Regions from separate parts of the Mus musculus genome. Here region 2 is linked to region 1. The links are chromatin loops, found by intact Hi-C in ENCODE. Cell type or tissue: heart. All regions are shown on one strand. Each heading gives the region's core, and the rest is flanking DNA. Links, peaks and the distances in the headings are about the cores only.

The links. A loop is a pair of places that touch in the nucleus more often than their neighbours do. Peaks named below come from ENCODE experiments on the same cell type or tissue, not always from the same donor. Only the 100,000 strongest peaks of a DNase experiment are listed, where the experiment ranks them.
Region 2: a loop joins it to region 1, with 2.4 times the contacts of the local background. A loop is called at or near these places in 15 of 42 quality-filtered maps.

The regions. Positions count from the first base shown.
Region 1 is chr15:88,811,018-88,819,611 of GRCm38, forward strand. Alg12 (asparagine-linked glycosylation 12 (alpha-1,6-mannosyltransferase)) reads right to left here and starts at 8,301. Exons shown (of 10, transcript NM_001142357.1): 1 at 8,241-8,301; 2 at 5,050-5,237; 3 at 4,841-4,973; 4 at 4,277-4,450; 5 at 3,437-3,631; 6 at 1,039-1,142; 7 at 280-503. The coding sequence starts at 5,214. In heart, for the core only: a CTCF peak has its summit at 3,824 (motif pointing left); a DNase peak (open chromatin) is centred at 8,484; H3K4me3 peaks cover 1,125 bases; H3K27ac peaks cover 956 bases.
Region 2 is chr15:88,747,541-88,756,134 of GRCm38, forward strand. Zbed4 (zinc finger, BED type containing 4) reads left to right here and starts at 4,171. Exons shown (of 3, transcript NM_181412.3): 1 at 4,171-4,262; 2 at 7,220-7,393. In heart, for the core only: no CTCF peak of the experiment used is centred there; a DNase peak (open chromatin) is centred at 3,931; H3K4me3 peaks cover 3,159 bases; H3K27ac peaks cover 2,402 bases; H3K27me3 peaks cover 528 bases.

The sequences.
Region 1 (8,594 bases), core at 495-8,494:
CTCAAGTGCTGAGAACAAAGGCATGTGCTTCCCTGCACAGCAAATCTATTTTTCTTCCTTTTCCCCACAGGGGTTCTCTGTGTAGTCCTGTAGACCAGGCTGACCACCTGCCTCTGCCTCCGAGAGCTAGGGTTAAAGGTGTGCGCCTCCACCGCCCAGGGCAAACCTATTTCTGACGAACCTTTAAAAGTACCTATCACCCTGGTAATTAAAACCAGCACTCCAGAAAATATAGTCAAAATGAAAAGCAGACAAGTATCTCAAGGACGAAACCCTCACATATAGGTGCAGCCTCTGGCAGCCATGATGTTGAGGACAGGGAAGGTATAGATGATGAACCGCAGCTCCTTGTGTGGGAGGAGTGAGTATAGAGCCACGAATCCCAAGCTTGGCAGGGCCAGTGCATAGGTCCTCCTGTCCACTGCACCCAGGGGTATGAAGAGAAGGCTGCAGCCCAGGCCTCGGGGCAGGGCTGAGTAGAAATACCACAGGAGTGGGGAAGTCTTCGGCTTAGGGTTAAGGAGGCATGAATTTGTCAGAGACCGAGTCACTGTCCACTTAATGGAACTAAGAATTGTAACTGCATAAAGGCCCAGTCAGCTATGCCAAAAGACACAGCAGAGACCTGCTTAGGAGGCATGGGGATGACCGATCTTGGGCACAGCATACCCTTGCTGCTACAGTGTAACTGAGGGCCCCACAGAGGACTATGGGAAACCCTTTAGCTTTTCTTCCTTTCTTCCCAGTATTGACAGATGAGGATGGTATGCTATCAAGTGGCAGCTATGCTATCCTTTCTTACCATGAGACCATCTGAAACACTCTGTGTAAATGTTTTGAAACGCAGCTACCCTGTGGACTATGGGTGTGACTAGGTGATACTCGGGGAGATGTCGCCAGAGAGTGCTAGGTGTGTGCCATAGGAGAAGCTACTGCCCTGAACCTCAGACAGCCACCCAACCTGTGCCAGACTGGCTGGCTGCTGACTGGATAGAGGTCAGGGTCATGGGCATCCCTCCCCTAATACTGAAAGGATACGCCCCAGTTGGAACTTTTGTTCAGGACAGTGTTGTACCAAAGCACCACTCCTTCCGGCCATACAAGGTATCGCCAGAAATAGGAGTCCACAGCAACCGTCAGCCCTAATAACAGAACAGAAGTGTCCTCTGTAAGGAACATGGCCAACTATAAAATTCAAGCCTCAACCCACATGTGCACTGTGCTTAACTGCCTCACAAAGTGACTGCCGGCCACAGAAACTGCCAGCGGCTTCCCATGAAAGGAGCTAATGGTGACACCATCTCTCATCGAGTATCTTCCCCAGTGTCTGACATACTGCCCTCCTCCTGTCTGTCCAAGCAGCCTGAAGGACAGTGGTGGATGCAGGCTTCCAAGTAGAAGCTACGTTTAGGACAGAAATGGCATGTTCTACTGCTGCCAAAGTTCAGATAATCTTGTTTACATCTTTAAAAAAAAATAAAGGGGCCAGGCGTGGTGGCCTTTAATCCCAGCACTCGGGAGGCAGAGGCAGGCAGATTTCTGAGTTTGAGGCCAGCCTGGTCTACAGAGTGAGTTCCAGGACAGCCAGGGCTACACAGAGAAACCCTGTCTCAAAAAACAAAAAAATAAAAATAAATAAATAAATAAATAAATAAATAAATAAAGGGGACTAGAGAGATGACTCAGCAGTGAAGAGTGAATACTGCTTTTTCAGAGAACCCAAGTTTAGTTCCCAGAAGCCACAAGGGAAGGCTCACAATTGCCTGTCACAATTCTTGGGTATTCTTCTGGACTCTATGAGTGACTACAATCATGCACACATATTTCCACACACACAGACACATACATGTATATATGCATAATTAAAAATAAAATAAAATTTAAAAAAGGATTCTTGGGGGCCAGTGAGCTGGCTCAGTGGGTAAAGGCACTTGCTGCCCAGCCTGATGGCCTGAGTTCAATCGCTGAGACCGACATGGTGGTACGAAAGAAATGACTCCCACAAGTTGTGCTCTAACCTCCATATGTGCATTGTGGTAAGAACACACACACACACACACACACACACAGTTAAGTGTAAAAAAAAAAAAAAACAAATCTCAAGGGTAGAGGCAACAGTTTAGTAAAGAGCTTTCCTTGCAAGGGGGAGGCCTAAGTTCTATCCCAGAACCCACAGAAAAAGTCAGGTTTGTGGTGAGTGCCTTTACTCTAAGTGCTAGGGAGATTAGATTACGAAGGTGGATGTCTGTAAGTTCGAGGCCAGCCTGGTCTACAAAGTGAGTTCCAGGACAGCCGGGGCTATGTAAAGACCCTGTCTCAAGAAACCACCCCACCCCCACCCCACCCCAACACATCCACACCCACACCCATCCCAGGTATGAGGCTGAAGCAATTACATGGTAGCTAACACCTGTCCATAACTCCAGTTCCAGGGGATCTGATGCCCTCTTCTGGCCTCCATGGGCACCAGGTACACGTGTAGTACACAGGAAAACATGCAAGCAAAACCCATACACATAAAGTAGAAATAAATATATCTTAAAAACAAACCTAGGAACAAACCAGGTGGCTAATCTGAGGGATAACACTGAGGCTGATTTCTGGATGCCACACAATATGCACACACCAAGTTTCAAACTGACACACTTGTCATTTTAGCACCGTGGAGGCTAAAGCAGGAGGAGCTCAGATATGAGGCCAGCCTGCGCTATACAGTGGGTGTGATGGTTTGAATAAGAATATCCCCCAAGGGCTAATACATTTTAATATTTAGGTTCTAGTTGGTGGACAGTTCAGAAAAGATTAGGAGGTGTGGCCTTACTAGAGGGGGTGTGTCAGTGGAGCTGGGCTTTGAGTTTTCAAATGAGCCCACACCAGGCCCAGTCTCTCTCTCTCTGCCCGCTGCCTGCAGATCAGGATGCACCAGGCCCAGTCTTGGTTTGTGTCTGTCTGTCTCTGTCTCTCTGTCTCTCTGCCTGCTGCCAGTAGATCAGGATGTACCAGGCCCAGTCTTGGTTTGTGTCTGTCTGTCTCTGTCTCTCTGCCCGCTGCCTGCAGATCAGGATGCACCAGGCCCAGTCTTGGTTTGTGTCTGTCTGTCTCTGTCTCTCTGCCTGCTGCCTGCAGATCAGGATGCACCAGGCCCAGTCTTGGTTTGTGTCTGTCTGTCTCTGTCTCTCTGCCTGCTGCCTGTAGATCAGGGTGTAGCTCCAGCACCATGCCTGCCTTCCTGCTGCCATGCTTCCTGCCACAATGATCCTGGACTAGCCTCTGGAACTGTAAGCCAGCCCCAATGAAAAGTTTCCTTCTACAGCTGCCGTGGTCATGGTATGTCCTCACAACAGCACAGTAACTAAGACAGGAGGATTTTGTCTCAAAATACCAAAACCCCAAACTGAAAGAAATACACACAGGCAAACCAGAGATGCCAACTTGCCTAGACAGAGAAGCCCTGCTGGGATGGCGTGTCGGAGCACTCTGGCCACCGTCAGTCTTCTTTGGTACAAGGTCAGCAGCAGCGCAATGCCCAGCAGCATGGCCAGCTCAGCCCTGAAGCCAATGATGACGAAGGCTGAGAGCCAGACAAACAGGGCCCACCTCCGCTGCAGCCAGGCTGTGAGGGCTGGTAAGACTGCAAAACACGAAACGCACGATAAGGGGGCTCGCTTTCTTATAAAACACCCCCCCAAGTCACTCTGCGGGGGCTGGAGTGATGGTTCAGCAATTTAGAAACTGGCTGTCCTTGAAGAAGACCCAGGTTTCACTCCTAGCACTCACAGGGCAGCCCACAGCTGTCTGTAACTCCAGTTGCAGAGGACCTGATGCCCTCTCCTGGCCTCTGAAGGTACTGTACACACATTATGTGCTTAAATACATATGGAATACTCATACATGCAAAAACTTAAATAAATAAATAAATAAATACATACATACACTCTAGAAGCTGTTCAGCACTTCAGAGTTTAAGGCAGGGGGATCTAGCATTTAAAGCCAGTTTGGACTACATTGTAGGACTATGACCCAAAATACTAAAACCCAAAATATACACAGACAAACCCGAGAAGCTTGCTTGCCCAGACAGAATGTCTGCTGGGCTGGCACGCAGGTGCTTCAGGGTAGTGTTCTCTAGAAGAACCAGCCCTGAGTACAGAGAGGCCTGCTTCCAGAGGAAGAGACCCTGAGCAGTTTATGAGGAGCCCAGGAGGTGGGGGACAATGCCAGGAGCAGATGTGTGTACACTGTGAGGAGTCAGAAGGCAGAGCCTGAAGCTACATACCCACAGCCAGGGCCAACACGTTGGGGAGTGTCCTCGTACAGTAGAACATGAGATGAAACTGTGTGGCTGATATCCAGCAGAACATGACAGCCACCGTGGCTCCGAACTGCTGTCTCACTTCCTTTTGTAATGTCCAGAGTCCAGAAATCACACCAAGCCCAAGGACTCCTCTGACTAAATGAAATGAGCAAAAAAGTCACTGATGTGAATGACTCAACAGGAAACACAGATGAAGCCAGTGTCACTTGCAGTGGCACTCAGTGACAATATGCAAGACACTACATAGGAGCTCACATCTGTACCAGAAGTGGCCATGGGGCCTGTGTGTGGACGGAGACCCACACAAACCACGCCTCTGACTTCCTTTCAGTCCCACAGTCCTGGCTGGCTGGCTGCTGAAGTATGTCATGAGGACTTTTGTGGAGTCTAAGGTACAGGGCCTGCTTGCTTGTCCCAAGTCTGGCTGCAAGGCTACAGTGAGTCCAGCCAACCCCCACCCTACCCCATCCCCACCCCACCTGTGACCATGTGATGTCACAGCTCTTGCCCCTGTGAGGCCCTTACCTATCAGCTGAGAATAAAATTTGGATACTTCTAAAAGCGAGAGCACATAAACCACGGGGCTGGAGAACGCTGCGATCACCAGCGGCCCGAGGAACGTCCTAGGAACAACTCCAGGAAACTCGTGGTGGTCGTACTGCAGGGAGAAGAGTGGTCAGCGCACAGGCTGGGCAAGTGAAGCAAGCGTCCGCTCACTCGGTGCAGTGCCTCACCTTGTCTATGTCCAGCTGGTGGTACAGGAGGTCATGTGTGGCCTGAAGGTTGAAGCTCTCTTCTACCTTGGTGTAGGGACATATAACCAGGTGGATGGTGGCTACAGTGACCAGCAGCCCCAGAAGCGGCCATGACCGCTTGCCCGATGACTTCTTGCCAGCCATGTAGAGCTTTGAACTTCATGCGCCTTCACAGAGACACAGACAAGGAACACTGTTACCTTACACGGTCAGACATTCCTAAGACGTGGCTTGAGGTCACACAGGTAAGATGTGGAGGAGAGGAAGCACAAGACCCCTTGAGATGGCTATTCTGTCAACTTGACAACATCTGAAGTTAACTAAAACCCAAGCAGCTGAGTACCCCGGTGAGGGATTGTTTATTAAGTAAATCTTCTGAAGTAGGAAGATCCATCTTTGATCCGGTCACAGCGTCTGCTGGCAACCTCTGTAAAGGACATGGAAGAAGGAAGCTTGCTCTTGGTCTCCTGGCAAATCCATTCCTTCACTGGCAATGGTTCCTGTTTCCTCAGGACCCCAGTGTATACTGAAGCCCACCTGAGGGAAACATCCAGCCTTGTACACTGAACAACTACTGGATTCCTTGACCTCCCACTCATAGGCAGCCGTTATTAACTAGCTAGATCAGTCTGTAAGCCACTCTAATAAATCCCATGCATGTGTGTATGTATATATGTGTATATATGCATGTATGTCTGGGCATCTGATTCCCTGGAACTGGAGTTACCGGCAGTTGTGAGGTGCTGTGTAGGTGCAGGGAACTGAGTTTTGGTCTTCTAAAAGACCAGTCAGCATTCTTAACCAGAGTCACCTCTCCAGCCCCAGCCCCGTGAAATATAATAATGCTCATAATTCCTATGGTCTCAGTTAGGGTTTACATTTCTGTGATAAAACACCACACCCAAGAGCAACTTGGGGGAAGAAAGGGTTTATTTCATCTTACAGCTTACGATCCAAGGAAACTAAGGGCAGAAACTCAAGGCAGGAACTTGGAGGCAGGAGATTAACGTGGATGGAGGTCAAGAAGGAGTGCTGCTTACTGGCTTGCTCCTCATGGCTTGCTCAGTCTGCCTTCTTATGGCACCTATGACCACCAGCCCAGGGATAGCATCACCCACAGTGAGATGGGCCCTACCACATCACCAATCAGGAAAATGCCCCACAGGTATTCCCCAGCCCTGCGCAAAGGCATATTATAAAGACTTTAGTGAGTGTAAATAAGCCACAGCGTGCACTTGCTTATTCCAAGTTCGGTTGCAAGGCTACAGTGAGTCTGGCCAACACTCCACCACGTCTGACTATGCCCAGCTGAGTTAGACCCAATAAAAAGTCCTGAACTGAGAAAGTGTGACGATTGACTAATTAGGTTATAGAACAACATGTACATAAAGTTCCCAACCTGGCACAAAACCATACTGGGGTACAGTGATGCACACTTAGGATTCCAGTACTTGGGAGGCTGAGACAGGAGAAACAAGAGGTCTAGGTCAACCTGGGTAACTTGTTAAGAGCCTGAAGCCCTGGGTTCGGTCCCCAGAACCGGATAAACCCCAGGTATGTAAATATATGTGTGTATCCCAGCACCTAGGGGGTAAGAGGCAAGAGGACTAGAAGTTCAAGGCCATCCTTGGTATTGAAAAGGATGGGGAAGAGGCCAAGCCATCGAGGGAGGCAGCAGTGCGAGATGCGTTGCTTCAGGGACTCCAACTTCGCTGCTTCAACTATCTGCTCTGCAGACCTTTGAAGGAAACCCAAGCTTTAGGGTGGGCTATTACCCACAGAACTCACCCGATCCTCCTCCTTCCTCACAGCCACAAAGGGGTGTGTGTTCTGCTGAGGACCAACAGCAGCTATTTTCTTTCTTTTTTGTTTTTTTGTTTCTTTCGAGACAAGGTTTCTCTGTGTAGCCCTGGCTGTCCTGGAACTCACTCTGTAGACCAGGCTGGCCTTGAACTCAGAAATCCGCCTGCCTCTGTCTCCCAAGTGCTGGGATCAAAGGTGTGCATCACCACCGCCCGGCTAGCTATTTTCAAAGACAACAGGAGACCAGGGTGAGCTGGACCGCTCAACCAGGAGCAGAAACAATACAAGGGAGTTATTCACCAGTACATAAAAACAACTTATCAGCCGGGCGTGGTGGCGCACGCCTTTAATCCCAGCACTTGGGAGGCAGAGACAGGCGGATTTCTGAGTTCGAGGCCAGCCTGGTCTACAGAGTGAGTTCCAGGACAGCCAGAGCTATACAGAGAAACCCTGTCTCAAAAAACCAAAAAAAAAAACAAAACAAAACACCTATCACAGGAATGGGGGCAGCTGCAGGGAAGAAGAGATGCTAATGGCTAAGCTCCAGGAGCCAAGCTCCAAAAAGCTATACTGCTCTTCTGAAGGTCCTGAGTTCAAATCCCAGCAACCACATGGTGGCTCACAACCACCTGTAATGAGATCTGATGCACAGAGCAAGCAGAGGTCGTAAATTCAACTCCCAACAACCAGATGAAGGCTCACAACCCTATGTACAGCTACCGTGTGTACTCATATACATAAAATAAACAAATCTTTAAAAAATTAAAAGCTATACTCTTCGCAAATGTGGCGTGGAGGAGGAGGGCATCTCAGATTAGGGGGTACCCTTCAAAGATCCTGTCGTCCCTGTCCATTGTGATTCCAAAGCTTCCAAGGGAACTGTGGGAATCATTCGTTCAAATTGTGGCTTTAACCTGGAAGTGTTAGCTGGTGTAGATGAACTTACTTGTAAACCAAAGACCAGACTAAACTGTTACTATTTATACAATCAGATGTTCTTTAAAATACACATAGTCCACATCTCCTCCTCCTCCTCCCTCAGGTCACTTAAAGTTCGGAAGGTCATTGTGAACTCACTGCCTGAGGCCCCTGAGGAAATGTCGACCACTGGGGCCCCCTCAACCACACTGAGCAGGACCCAGATGTAGAGCTCTGTTTACGGATGACAGCTCCGGGCGCCAGGTGAGGAGGATGGATGAACGGTCCAGGCCTCGGGCGAGATGTCCCGCCCCCAGGGACACGCTCAGCCTCTAAGTGACAGGTCCATCCCCGGGTTGAGGAACTCAAAGGCCGTCACGCGCGCTCGGGAGAACCCCAGCTTCGCCACCTCCCGCCCGAGTACACCAATCCCGGCGACGCGCGCTAACCTCTCCTCTCCGCAGGACCCCGCGGAACTGAGCAGACTGACCAAGGCAGGAAGCCGGCTGCGGAAACCGGGCCCGGAAGCCAAGTCTTTGCCCGAACTTGACATGGCCACCATTGCCCAGGCTGGCGACCGCAGCTGGCGCTTCCCGCCCGGAGAAAAGATGGCCACTCGTGGAGGGCGGGGCATGGGGACCCGATAGAAGATTACGGTTCTGCCTCATTCTCGCGGGACGCTGACCCGGGGCCTTCTCATTGGTGGCTTCTCGTGGCGAGCCTCAATTGGTCCACATCAGGCAAGGGGGATTCCTCCGGCCAATAGAAGCGCGCGGGGTGAAAGGTGGGCGGGGCCTCGGCGA
Region 2 (8,594 bases), core at 166-8,165, 64 kb before region 1:
CCACCCCCGCCCAGTACAAAGGATTTAAATAGAAATCCATCATTCTAACAGTAGGAGTAGAAAGTCTTTGGGATCTGGAATTAAGCAAAAGTTTCTTAAACTGAATATCAAAACCACGATCTCACAGGAAAGATTGATAAATGCGACCTTAACCAGAGCTGAAAGTGTTTGCTCCTCACAACCCTACTGTGGGTCTAAACAGGTAAGCTCCAGTTGACAGACTTTGCATTCCAGCTATGTGAGCAAAGGTTTGGCAAGCTCCACTCACCTCAGCTCCTCAGCCTCTCTAGTAGCGATCTCCAACCTTCTCCCATGGTAGCTCTTCACCCAGCAGTGCCCACTTTATCACCTATGATAGCTCAGCTCAGTGGTCTCTGTGGATGGTCTCTCACTGCCTCCTCCACATCACTCCAATAGCTGTCTACACATTCCCCATTAACGGCATACATACCTTGCCACCTGTCCCCAGAAAGGGGCTCCAAACCCAGCCACAACCCAGTGAGACAGGCAACCACAGAGAATAGGTTAGCAACCTGAGACTCTACTTGGTTTAGACTATGCACACACCTCTTTTATAATGCATTTGCTAGCTTAGGACTCTCACCTCTATGTACTAAGCAAACTTATGCAATGCACAACCCTACACCTGAACTCTGTATCTAGCAACTTGTTAGCAACCCAGGACTGTTATTTGTATCCAGCTACAAACACACCCCACTCTGAACAACGATATGCGTCTCTCTTCCTATTAAAAGACCATCAAACTTGTCAAATATATCCTCAACATATGGGGACAGAAGTAGAGGATTGATCTAACCTTAGCTGGTTTGTGTGTATATGCACAACAAAGCAAACTCTATCCCTCTAAAGGAACATTTAAGGAGAATCTATCATCTAATGTCTATGCAAAATTGACTGTGGGTGATCAAAACCAGAGGTACAAAGAGAAAGAATATGCATAGCATTAAAGTTTGTGACTCAATCTGTCAAGCTAGAGAACCATGCTACAGAACCCTAGAAACCAAACTCTTTCTCTTCAGCTCCATAAAAGGAAGCCCTATGGCTGGAGAGATAGCTGGGAAGAGCGTTTGCTGGTCTTGCAAAGGACGTTACTTTGATTCCAGTATCCACATGGTAGCTCACAACTTCTGCAATTCCAGTTCTAAGGGACCTGAGGTCTTCTGGCCTTTATGAGCACTGCATGCAGATGGTGCACAGACATGTATGCAGGCAATCAACACATATTTTTAAATGAGTATCTTCACTCATGTGATCCACTCTGCTCTTTTAATGTGTTCTGAATTGTTCTATTCTTTGAATAGTTTATTTCAGTCTTAATTTGTTAATGTTATGTACAACTGTTCTATCTGCATGTACAACCACATGCCAGAAGAAGGCATCATATCACATTATAGATGGTTGTGAGTCACCATGCGGTGACCGGGAATTGAACTCAGAACCTCTGAGCGAGGTCTCCAGGCTCATTTCACTCTTGAAGGAGGGGCCAAGAACCAGGAAACACCTAGCCCAAGACCCTCTCCAGGGGGAATACCTGCACGCCTTCCTGTTATCTGGGCTTTTCACCCCTACATTTAGAAAAACTGGCCGTTTACATGGCTTGATCATCTGCATGGCTGCCCATCTCTGCTTGCCCATCTGAACAGGGTTAGGTACAGTCAAGGAGCTGCTTCATTTCTCAGATAGTAAATGGAGGCCTCACTGAATCTCAGCAGGACTGGGTCTGGGAGTGAGTGAGCTAGAACCCCCTATCCAAGATAGGTCAGTATCCAGGCCATAACTCAATGCACACCCTTTGATTGGTGCCTGCACCCACCTGTTAAACTAACCATGATTTCTGAGTTCGAGGGCAGCCTGGTCTACAGGATAGCCAGAGCTATACAGAGAAACCCTGTCTCGAAAAAATGTAAAACAAAACAAAACAGTACCTGTGTAACACCCAAAAGCTACTTTAGCTACTTTGATATACTCAGACTGCTTAGTGACCACCGGTGTAGCTCCAAGATCCCAGGGCTCAGGACTGGCCATTCTGGGTTTTTGTTTTGTTTTTGTTTTTGTTTTTTGAGACAGGGTTTCTCTGTGTAGCCCTGGCTGTCCTGGAACTCATTCTGTAGACCAGGCTGGTCTTGAACTCAGAAATCCGCCTGCCTCTGCCTCCCGAGTGCTGGGATTAAAGGCGTGCGCCACCACGCCTGGCTAAGGACTGGTCATTCTGGAGCAGACTGTGAAGACCTTTGTGCCTTCTGCCTGGTTACCTTTGGGGGGAGGGGCTCCTTCGTACCTAGAAACAAGGGACTAGATTTCTGCCCTGGATCATATAGTAGGCAAACCCTTGTCCTGAGGTTTCCTGTCTTCTTGGAAATCGGGTATGAGTACAGATGGACTGCCTGATCTCCCCGTTCTCAGGGACAGTCCCTCTGGAAGGGCTGATGCTCTGCCTGTAGCATCCACCTCTCCATTGCTAGACCTACTGCCTCATTCTAACATAGCAAATAAGAGCCAGGTAGAATTTCAAGTGTTACCATCTTTTGTCTAAGGTGGCGGTTGCCTTTTACACGGTCTCTGTGGACACGCAGTTTCCTAACCCTCCAAAACCCCTCGACATCTTGACACTATTCAAGTTCCAGAAGGGTAAGCCTGCTCCGTGCGCTCCAGGCAAGCACCCTCATTGTCTTCTACTTCCCGTTTTCCTTCTTCCCCTGCACAGCCTGTGCAGGGCTAGGAGCACAGAGGGGCCATCTCCAGGTGAAGAGTTTGTGCAGGTGCTTCTGTATAAACAAATGGAAGCTCGTCAAGACTTTCCGGCTGGGCTGAGACATCCTAAGCTAAAGCTCAAACTCTCTCCTAGCTACTTTACTTGTTCTAGGCGCTACCCCTTAGCTCTATAGCTCAAGAACCCATGTCTCAACAGTTCTCCTGGGGCTTCGGAAATCCTTCATGAAGGCAGATGTTCTCTTTCCTCTGGGGTGTAGGGTACGAGGGGCATAACAAGGAGAGGAAGGTTACTGGGAAAAAACTTCTGTACCCTACGGGAACCTGCTAGCTGAGGACCTCCACCCAGGTCTTTCTGCTGTTCCCCATTGAGTCTCATATGGAGCCACCACCTCCACCACAAACATCAGCTTCCCTGAATGGAAGGCGAAGAAGACAGAAGCCAGGCTCAGGGTTCCACACCAATGATGACTTCCACCAGCAGTGCACTGGCAGCCCAACCACCTTCCCTTGAACTTAAAGACACAGAATCCCAAACCATGTCCATTGACCAGTGATGGTGAATCAGGGTAAGCAAGGTGTGACATCAGCACTCGACGCCTCCCCCGACCGCACCACCACCACCTCAATCACAGAAGGAAACTCCTAAACACGCAGAACAGGAGATGGGCGTAGGACAGAACTCCCGCATAAGAGAACAAGCTGTGGTCTAAAGTGTCATCAGAGAAGGACCTCTGGGATAAATTCCACCTGCAGAAATTACATGGTCCGCACAGGCATCTGAACTGGGGCGTTCAATGTTCAGCTCCTTATTTCTTTTACCCAAACATGGCCCCAGGCCCTGAGCAGCTAGCACCTGCTGTGTCTAGCCTCCACCCAAGGGCTACTGAAAGTGGTTGCGCGCAACGCCCCCGGAGAAGGCGCCCGCCTTGACCACAAGCCCGGAAGCTCCGCGGCCAGCCGTTGAGAGCGCAGGACCACCCTAACGGCCAAGCCCTAAGAAGAAACCACTGAGAACGCGCGCTTCTCAAACGCGCAGCAATTCCAACCAACCGCCGTGGCGACTGCGCCTGCGTAGTCTTCGGACCGAACGCCCGACAGGGCAGGTGCGCCAGACCGCGCTTGCGTAGTTTGACGGAGGAGGCCAGCGACCAGACCTCGTGTGTGTGAGACTGCGCCGGAGTAACCTGACCTCCGGAGATGGGGCGAGGGGAAACTGCGCCTGCGTAGTCTTCGTAGCTCCGCCCCGTTTGCCTAGCCGGGGCCCATCCAGCCGTACTCTAGGCATCCCCCCCCAAGGCGGGGCAGGTGCGCACGGACTGCGCTTGCGCACGACAGCCCCGCCCCGGGCCCCGCCCCCGACCCGCGCGGGGCCCTGGGAGGGGCGCAGCGTCCGGCGGCGTCGCGGGCGGCGGGGCTGGGGCGGCGGGAGGGGCGGCGGGGGCAGACAAAGCGGCTAATGAATGGGCGCGCCCGTCGCGCTGTTCGCAGCCCGCGGGCCCGCGCAGCGCAGCGCGGAGCCGGCGCCTCAGGTGAGTGCGCGCGGGACGCTCCAGTGGCGTCTTCGACGGCCGGCGCCGCGCAGGGGTTGGGGAACCGCGCCATTGTCCGTGCGCGGCGGGCCGGGTGGAGGCTGTGTCCCGAGACTGCGCCCGGCCCGGCCCAGCCCGGCCCGGCCTCTGACAGCTGCGCCTCGCGCCGCGGGCGGGCCCAGGCCGCGGAGGGGAGCGACCGCGGGACGCCCCGTGGGACCTTTCGTCAGGTGCCGGGCTCCCGCCACGTCGTGGCGTCCCCCAAGCCGGTGCCGGTGGGCGCGCGTGTCCAGGAAGGGGCGCAGGCAGGCGGCACGGCGGTGACACGGGTCGGTGTCACGCTTCTTGGTGCCTGCCTAGCTTGAAGCGTGTGCGTCTGGGTCTGACCGCGGAGGCTTAACGAAACTTAACTCAACGCTTTGGCTCCGTAGCGTCTTCACGGTCGCAGTACCTGCCGTCATTTTTTGTTCCTTTTGTCCTTTTTGGTGCGACCCACTCGCTTCTGCCCGGGATGGCTGCGGGTCCTCGCTCTCCGTCTGGAGGTTCTCACGAGGCTCCAGCGCGTCTTTTCAAGTCCCTGCAGCGCCGAGCCTCAGGAGGAGCGGCTGTCGCGGTTCTGGCGTTTGTAAAAAGGGAAGTCATTTGTTTTTGAAGTTAATTAGGATAAGATTAAGTGTAGTTTTTAAAAGGACACTTGTGCCTTCTGGCTTCGTAAAGCCAGTCAGCCAAGGCAAGTACATTCTTGTGACTTGGTAGGAAGAAAGAAATTTTCCCCTTTATATCGTGGTGATAAAAATTAATAAGACCAGGGAAATTTTAGTTTTGAGTTTTTTTTTTTTTTTTTTTTTTTTTAGTACTCTGAATAAACGTAGTTGCAAGGCACGAATTAATTCCATGCTAAGCAGAATTGAGAAGCTACAAGTTTGGCTCTACACCCTGAGGGAGTGGCTTGTGCATGAAGACATTGGTGCATGCTTTCTGTAATCTATATAAACTTTTTTCTATATAAATTTTTATATAGACTTTTTGTGTGGCTTTTATTTTCATGAGAAGATCTAGTTAAAAATTTTTTTGAATCTTTAGGAAGTTTCAAAGTCTCAGTGTGCTGATAGGTTTTCATCAATTTACACAAACCTAGACATATTTTGGAAGAGGGAACTTTTTTTAATCTCTTATTTTTAATGTTCATTGGTGTTTCACCTACAAGTATGTCTCTGAGGGAATGTTGAATCCCCTATAACTAGAGTTACAGTTTCGGTTGTAAGCTGCCTGTGACTGAATGGAATTGAACCCAGGCCCTCTGGAACTGTTCTTAATCATCTCAAGAGGAGCCATCTCTCTAGCCCCAGAAGAGGGACTCCGTTTTTCTTCTTCAAAATAATTTTTGAAAATTATTTACTAATTGGGTGTGCTTTGGTGTTCTGCTTGCATGTCTGTCTGTGTGAGGATGTCAGATCCTCCTGGAACTGAAATTATAGATAGCTGTGAGCTGCTATGTGGGTGCTGGGAGTTGAACCCAAGTACTTTGAAAGAGCGCCAGTGCTCTTAACTGTGGGGCCATCTCTGTAGCCCCAGAAGAGGGATTTTTTTTTTCTAAATAATATATTTTATGTGTGTTGGTATTTTGCCTGCATTTGTGTCTGTGTGGGGATATCAGAGATTGAAGTTACAGACAATTGTAAGCTGTCATGTGGGTGCTGGGAATTGAACCCCTGTCTTCTGTAAGAGCAGTCAGTGCTCTGAACCTCTGAGCCATTTCTCCAGCTCCTGTGAAGAGGAAATCTTTTGTTTCTTTGTTTGTTTTTGAGACAGGGTTTCTCTGTATGTAGTTCTTTGTGTCCTGGAACTCACTATGTAGACAAGGCTGGCCTCGAACTCAGAAATCCGCCTGCCTCTGCCTCCCGAGTGCTGGGATTAAAGGCGTGCGCCACCACGCCCGGCTCTGTTATTTATTTTTTATTTTGTTTATTTTTTATTAATGATCAATGTAGGCAAGTCCAGCCAAGGGGCTATTATGCCACCCCTAGGCAGTTGATCCTTAATGATATAAAAAAAGCAAGCCAGTAAGCAGTGTTCCTCCATGACTTGTGCTTCAGTTCTTGCCTCCAAGTTCTTGCCCTGCCCTTCCTCGATGGTAGACTCTTACCTGGAAGTGTTAAGATGAAATAAACCCTTTCTTCCCTAAGTTACTTTTTGGTCATGGTGTTTGTCATAGAAACCGAAAGCCTCATGTCTTTTAGGCAGGTATGCAGACTCTTATGTTGAAAGAAAGCACAGTGCTGGAGAGATGGCTTACTGGTTAAGAGCAGGGCCTTTCTTCCAGAGGACCTGGGTTTAATTCCCAGCAATCACATGGCAGATCACACCTGTTTGTAACTCCAGTTCCAGGGCTTCTGACATCTTTACACGGGCATACGAGCAAGCCAAATACCAATAGACATATGTAAAAATAAGTTGAAAAAGAAAGAAAGCGCTTAGTTCATTTGATAGCGATTAATTGAGTGTGTCCCCAACCAGTTAATTTCTGATTTGGATAATTGATGTTTTTTATAAGTGAAAACTCAGGGCTGGTGAGATGGCTCAGCAGGTAAGAGCACCCGACTGCTCTTCCGAAGGTCCTGAGTTCAAAGCCCAGCAACCACATGGTGGCTCACAACCATCCCTAACGAGATCAGACTCCCTCTGTGTCTGAAGACAGCTACAGTGTACTTACATATAATAAATAAAAACAAAACAAATAAAGTCATTGTTTATGATAAACACATATTTAAAAAAATAAAAAATAAAAATAAGTGAAAACTCTTTGACGTTGATACAACACAGATACACAGAAAGCCCCAAACACTTTTGAAAAGGTGTTTAGGGAATTAGGGGACTTGGTTGAATTTTGTGTATGTGTACATGAGCTGATGTATATAGTATTTGTTCAGTGAAAGAAGTGCATATGTGTGTTCCAGGTCTCTGATGGGCCTAGAGTTTGGAGCGAGAACTGGGAAGCAGAGCTCTAGAAGCATGGAGACCATAAGTGACCATGGTCACTGTCTCTTCACCCCATGTCTGCACTTTTTATGTACCTGGCTTCAAATACTTTAGTTTCTACTTCTGGTTGACCTACTGAGAGGAGGGCATAGGTAAGTGACTCTTTCCTTGGCCACAGACTTGGTTAGCCCTGTGGTAGAGCCATCTGGGGCAAGAGGCATAGTCACTAACCAGAGGCTCCTCCAACCAGCATCATTTCCTTCTGAACAGACCAGTTCAGAGCCAGCTCTGTCATTCTTTTCATTACTCTTTGAAGATACCGTTGCAGGTGTTTGTCATTCCTGCAGATGTTTTGTATGTCACTGCAAGTCTAGCAGCAAGAATCTCTCAGTTCTGGCCTTCACTGACATCTGGGAAGTGTAGCAGCTTGTCAGCGGTTGAACCCCATTTTTTCAGATACTCCTAGTCCCACTCTTGAATGTCTAGGTTTTTCTTTATCCTAGATATGCCTGTAAGCAGAGCCCTAGCCCAGAGGCTCAACTCTAGGTTTCCAGACACTTAGCCCTTAAGAAAGCAAACAAGTCAGGCATGGTGGCATATGCCTTTGATCCTTTAATCCCAGCGCTCAGGAGGCAGAGACAAGCAGATGTCTAGTTTGAGGCCAGCTTGGTCTACAGAGCTAGTTGAGGACATCCAGGGCTATACAAAGCAACCCTGTCTGGGCTGGTGGATGTTCAGACAGAAGTAAGAGAGGGAGATGAAAGGAGGCATTTAAGCCCAGGGACACTGACTTGAGCCTTACGTGTAAGCCAAGTTAGGTAGGGGCAAGAGGTATGCACAGTTAAGTAGTCTTGGTCCCCTGTGGCCTGGCCTACCATTATCTTAGCTCTGGTCCTGCAAGGCGGTGAGAAGACAGTCTCAGTTATCCTGAGATGAGTATTCCTGCTGGGGCAGGTGTGTGTGTGTGTGTGTGTGTGTGTGTGTGTGTGTGTGAGCGTGTGTGTGTGTAAGTAAGTGTGTGTGAGTGTGTGTGTGTAAGTGTGAGTGTGTGTGTAAGTGTGAGTGTAAGTGTGAGTGTGTGTGTAAGTGTGAGTGTGTGTGCGTGCGTGTGTGTGTGTGTGTAAGTGTGAGAGTGTGTGTGTGAGTGTGTGTGTGTAAGTGAGAGTGTGTGTGCGTGTGTGAGTGCGTGCGTGCGTGTGTGTGTGAGTGTGTGTGTGAGTGTGTGAGTGTGAGTGTGTGTAAGTGTGAGCGTGCGTGCGTGCGTGCGTGCGTGTGTGTGTGTGTGTGTGTGTAAGTGTGAGTGTGTGTGTAAGTGTGAGTGTGTGTGTGTAAGTGTGAGTGTGTGTGCGTGAG